2 separate regions of the Homo sapiens genome follow, and region 2 is linked to region 1. The links are chromatin loops, found by intact Hi-C in ENCODE. Cell type or tissue: MCF 10A. All regions are shown on one strand. Links, peaks and the distances in the headings refer to the core of each region. The heading gives the core; the rest is flanking DNA. Region 1 has its middle 29 kb from the start of HEMK2. Region 2 overlaps LTN1 (listerin E3 ubiquitin protein ligase 1).

The links. Peaks named below come from ENCODE experiments on the same cell type or tissue, not always from the same donor. Only the 100,000 strongest peaks of a DNase experiment are listed, where the experiment ranks them.
Region 2: it touches region 1 in a loop (15-fold over the local background); 1 of 110 quality-filtered maps calls a loop at or near these places.

Annotation. Positions count from the first base shown.
Region 1 is chr21:28,913,355-28,916,277 of GRCh38, reverse strand. No RefSeq gene overlaps it. Among named protein-coding and RNA genes, the nearest start is that of HEMK2, 29 kb to the right of the region's middle. In MCF 10A, for the core only: no CTCF peak of the experiment used is centred there; no DNase peak of the experiment used is centred there.
Region 2 is chr21:28,987,102-28,990,024 of GRCh38, reverse strand. All of the region lies in intron 1 of LTN1 (listerin E3 ubiquitin protein ligase 1), which reads left to right. Among named protein-coding and RNA genes, the nearest start is that of LTN1, 4.3 kb to the left of the region's middle. In MCF 10A, for the core only: no CTCF peak of the experiment used is centred there; a DNase peak (open chromatin) is centred at 1,624.

The DNA.
Region 1 (2,923 bases), core at 192-2,691:
TTTGTTTTGGTGTCACATAAGTATTTCAATTTTGCACAACAATGTTATGGACTAGAAAGGGAATTTGCAATAGGTGATTCAAGTTATGGTCTTGGTAATTCCAGACAGAAGCTATTGACCTGGAAGAAGTCACTGACCCCCTGGTACTTTTTGGGAAAATAGGAATAATAACCTTCCACTCCAGAAAAATACTATAAACTCTGATGACATGAAGAATGTTTACATATTTGTCTTCCTTGGAATACACCTTATAAAGGCATAATGTTATTTCTAAAAGCTGTATTTTCAGAGGCAAAGTCTTGCACTTATGTTACCAATTAAGTCTCTGAGGATAATTTAGTTTATTACAAATACACTGGTAGAGACAAAGGCCACTAAGATTCTAGTGAAGTCACAGATGCAAATCAAAAACTGCGGATAGCAAGTTAATGGTTGGAGTGCTGGGGTGTACAGCATAAGGCTTGATGGGTAAGTTTAATTTCTACAACAAACATATTCTAACAAATATAATTTTCCTTAACCAACATAATAAGAAAATATAATTTTTTTTAAGCAACAAACAAGGATGGCAAGCACACAGGCTGCTTTACATATTTAAAGTCAGAACCTCCACAATCAGGTCAGCGGGCTTTAGAACTGTTAAATCAAATCTCTTATGATTACAGCAAAGCTCTTTTCCATTTGTAACAAACAAACTTGGAAAAAACTCAATTACAAATAGAAACTAGCTATGGATAGATATAATTTAAATTTTATGACAACTCGTTCTTCATTAAACTGCTGCCGCTCGCAGCTGCTAGATTCAGTTATAATTTCTAATTAGGGCTGAATTAAGCATGAGGGTTATAATTTTCTATTGCCAACCTATACGCCAATAATAATAATCGTTATAACAACAATGATAATACCAAAAGTAGGTAACACTTATGGAGTGCTTACAATGTGCCAAGATTTTAACTAAATATTTTATTTAATCCCCAGAACTACCCTATGAGGTGGGTACTATTGTGATATTCATTCAACAAATGAGAAAATGACAGTTTAAAGACGTTAAGGGCTGGGCATGGTGGCTCACCTGTAATTCCAGCATTTTGGAAGGCTGAGGCAGAGGATCGCCCAAGTCCAGGAATTTGAGACCAGCTTGGGCAACATAGTGAGGCTTTGTCTCTACAAAAAATTTTTAAATTAGCTGGACATGGCAGTGGCTTGTCTATAGTCCCAGCTACTCTGGAGGCTGAGGTGTGAGGATGCCTGAGCCCAGGAGTTCAAGGCTGGGGTGAGCTATGATCAAGCCACTGCACTTCAGCCTGGGTAAGAGTAAGATCCTGTCAAAAAAAAAAAAAAGGTTAAGGCCACAGAGCTAGGAAGAGGTAGATTCTTATCTGATAACTCATGCCCTTAAAGATCAAACCAAGTCAAAGGGCCAGGCATGGTAGCTCACGCCTGTAATTCCAGCACATTGAGAGGCTGAGGCAGGAGGATCGCTTCAACTCAGAAGTTCAAGATCAGTCTGGGCAACACAGTGAGACCTTATCTCTACAAAAAATATTAAAAATTAGCCCAACATGGTGATGCGTGCCTGTAGTACCGTTTACTCGGGAAGCTGAAGCAAGCGGATTGATTGAGCACAGGAGGTCGGGGCTTCAGTGAGCTGTGACGGTGCCACTGTACTCCAGCCTGGGCAACACTGGGCAACAGAGCAAGACCCTGTCTCAAAAAACAAAACAAAACAAAAAAACCCCCCAAAAAACAAAAACAAAGGGTACAAAGTTTCATTCAGATAGTATGAGTAAGTTCTGGATATCTATTCAACAGCATGGTGATTACAGTCAGTCATGATGTATTGTAGACTTGAAACTTGCTAAGACAGTAGATAAGTGTTCTCACCACACACATAAAATAACTGTGAAGTGACAGATATGTTCGATTCAATAATTTCACAATGTATACATATACCAAAATATCACATCGTATACCATTTAAAATATTAAATAAGATAATAAATAAAATTTAACCAATAAAGCAAACGAGTTAAAGCATTTGTACCTCTCATCATTCTAGAACCTGATATTCCTGAAATGCCCTCTTAACAGAATTTAATATGATGGTGTTTTTAATGGAGCATACTGCCTACTTTATGTGGGGTCATCACATGTTTCTTTCCACAAAATACTACTTTCTGATCTCTTTCTCATCATCATACTGCCTTCCTTTATCTCTCCTTTATCACTTTTATCTATTATTTATTCCCTTAGCCAATCCCCATTTTCCCAACTTTTATCCCATTTTCCTTGTCCATGCAATTAGCTTGTCAGGAGCACGCAGCATACCCCAAAACTCCAGAAAGCTGATTCTCAGGGCTCCAGAGTGTGGTAGTCCTTGAGCCAGAAATGAGAGACCAGGAACAGAGGCTGGGAAAACAGAACTGTCTTCCCTCCTGCTTATTTTGTTTTGAAAATTGCTTCTAGCTCCCATTTATCTTTGTGTAATTATCAAAATAAGAATAACACCTACTTCATATAAAATTAATGGGCTCTGTGTAAATTTATTTGCATTTAGGGGTAGAATATTCTGAAAAAAATAGAAATTGAGATCAAATGGTCATTTATTTTGGCTCTTACCTTTTAGGAGGTAAGTGGTTATGATCTCATTTAAGCTTAATTACTTCCTTAGAGGCCCATCTCCAAATATAGACACATTGAAGGTGTTAGGGCTTCTGGGTATGAATTTTGGAGGGATACATTCAGTTCATAACACACAACTTAATTTTTTTAAAGACTGAAAGTAAAATGATGGAAAAAGCTAAAATATGCTAAATATAAATCCAAAAAAACCTAGTGTTATGGACTGAATTTGTCCATGCAAAATTCATACGTTGAAATCCTAGCCCCCAATGTGATGGTATTAGGAGGTGGGATCTTTC
Region 2 (2,923 bases), core at 119-2,618, 74 kb before region 1:
ATCAAATTGTGAAAGGCCATCACATAGATAACTTTTTTTTTTTTTTTGAGACAGAGTCTCGGGTCACTGCAACCTCCACCTCCCAGGTTCAAGCAGTTTTGTTGCCTCAGCCTCTCGAGTAGCTGGGATTACAGGCATGCACCATCACACCCGGCTAATTTTTTGTATTTTTAATAGATACAGGGTTTTGCCATGTTGGCTAGGCTGGTCTCAAACTCTTGGCCTGAAGTGATCTGCCCAAAGATACGCTCAGCCTCCTAAAGTGCTGGGATTACAGGTGTGAGCCACCATGCCCTGCCTCAGAGAACTTCGAATTCAGTTTGCTACTAGGGCATGAATGATGGCAGCATAATTTGAAGAAGGGAGAAGGAAGTGGGGCAAGGGAAGGAAAGAGTGGCAGGAGATAAGACTGGGAAAAGTTGAGGTTAGATGGTGAAAGGTCTTGTAAGTCTTCCTTGGTTTGGTCTTTGTAGACTCAGGATTGCCACCACAAATAACTCTAGAAGCTAGGCATGAAAGAGTGTAGACAGAAGTAGGCATAGTACAAAAAAAAAAATAAGTGCCATAAATAGAATTGTTTCTTAATTTTTATTGAACTATGGGTATAGCACTTAACATACAAAGATCATAAGAGTAACTATATTTTAAATTTAAAGTAGACATTAAAAAAAGATAGTGCATTTAAAAGTAACTTGTTACTTTTAAATTGGAGACTGGAAATTTGATACCTTCTCTTTTGCCCCTAGTTATCACTCCTAATTCTGTTATTTCAGCCTCAACTCCTTTAGATGTTAGCAATAATTAGTTTTTTATTCTGTTTCATAATAAAACCGTTTACACATGAGATTGTAGAAAATTCTGATACCCTAAAGTCATCATATTTAGTTTAAGAATTATAATTCACTAACTACTTCCTTTGTGGCTCTTTATTCATGTACCAATATTGAGAAAGGTGAATTGAATAATTAATATTAATTCATTTTAATAAACTTAAAAAATAGAGAACAGCTGCTTTGCCTATGGAGTAGCCATTCTTTTATTCTTTTCTTTTTTTTTTTTGAAATGGAGTTTCGCTCTTTTTGCCCAGGCTGGAGTGCAATGGCGCAATCTCGACTCACTGCAATCTCTGCCCCCTGGGTTCAAGCAATTCTCCTGCCTCAGCCTCCCAAGTAGCTGGGATTAAAGGCATGTGCCACCATGCCTGGCTAATTTTGTATTTTTAGTAGAGACGGCGTTTCACCATGTTGGCCAGGCTGGTCTTGAACTCCTGATCTCAGGTGATCTCCCTCCTCAGCCTCCCGAAGTGCTGGGATTACAGACGTGAACCACCGCGCCTGACCTATTTTCTTAATAAACTTACTTTCACTTAAAAAAAAAAATAGAGAACCTTTTTTGGAATTAGTCTTAAATGCTACAGATTGAAAACAAATGTAATGCAGGCCATCATTTTCTTTCCTGTTCACTCAGTTCAGTTTAGGAAGTAGGCCAGATTATTCCTTGTCAGATGAATTTTCCAAACACACTTTTGCTAGGTATTAGGAATTTTTTTTTTTTTTTTGAGACAGAGCCTCGCTCTGTTGCCCTGGGTGGAGTGCAGTAGCACAATCTTGACTCACTGCAACCTCAGCCTCCCAGGTTCAAGCAATTCTCATGACTCACCCTCCTGAGTAGGTGGGATTACAGGCACATGCCACCACGCCTGGCTAATTTTTGTGTTTTTGGTAGAGACAGGGTTTTGCCATGTTGCCGAGGCTGGTTTCGAACTTCAGGGCTCAAGTGATCCACCCGCCTTGACCTCCCAAAGTGTTGGGATTACAGGCATGAGCCACCTTGCCTGGCCGGTATGAGCAATTTGTTTTTTTTTGTTGTTTTTTTTTTTTTTTGAGACAGAGTCTCGCCCTGTCACCCAGGCTGGAGTGCAATGGCACAATCTTGGCTCATTGCAACCTCTGCCTTCCGGTTCAAGCGATTCTCTTGCCTCAGCCTCCCGAGTAGCTGGGATTACAGGCGTGCGCCACCACGCCCAGTTAATTTTTTGTATCTTTGGTAGAGATGGGGTTTCACCATGTTGGCCAGGCTGGTCTCGAACTCCTGACCTCGTGATCTGCCCGCCTTGGCCTTCCAAAGTGCTGAGATTACAGGCGTGAGCCACTGTGCCCGGCCGGTATGAGCAATTTGAATCACACATTTGGATAACCGTTGGCAAACATCCTTATAGAGAAATAAGAAATAGATGACTTTAGATGGGTTGTGATGTCAGCTTGGTGGTCAAACTGAAGCATTTTCTGTTTAGATAACAATAAGTTAATTTCTTTTAGCAGTTCAAATATTTTCTTTCTCTGTATCAACTCACCTCCTTTTAGTAGAAGACTACTATATTGTGTATCAGTCAAAGAAACCACTGACTATGATTCAAAACAAAGGAGTCTGTATTATAGATTGACTGTTGTATTGATTTTTATGGCTATAATAATGTAATTTTAGCCCAAAGAGGTTAGGCTAGGCTTTGGAGTGTGTGGAAATGAGTGTATCCACTCTCAAGGAACTCTCAGTCTAGAGGCAGCTATCATTAGACCTGGGCCATTGTGATTGTTTAATAAATATTTGTTCATTTAATGGGTGAATGAAAGGATGGGTTCTATTTATGAGTTCATTTTACATCATTACATAGTATACATATGTGTATACATACTATTTATATGAAAGTTAGAAATAAAAAATTCATAACAGCATTTATGAAAATTTTCCTGCATGTGATACATTCTGATTTTAAAAATTTTAATCAATTTCTTTAAAATTCTGTCATGGTCCATTATATTGATATCATGAGCCACTAATGGATTGTATCCATGGTTTACAAAACATTCTAATGTTTAAGAAACAGAATAATTTCTAGGATCAGTATTGATGGATTCTTGGCAAC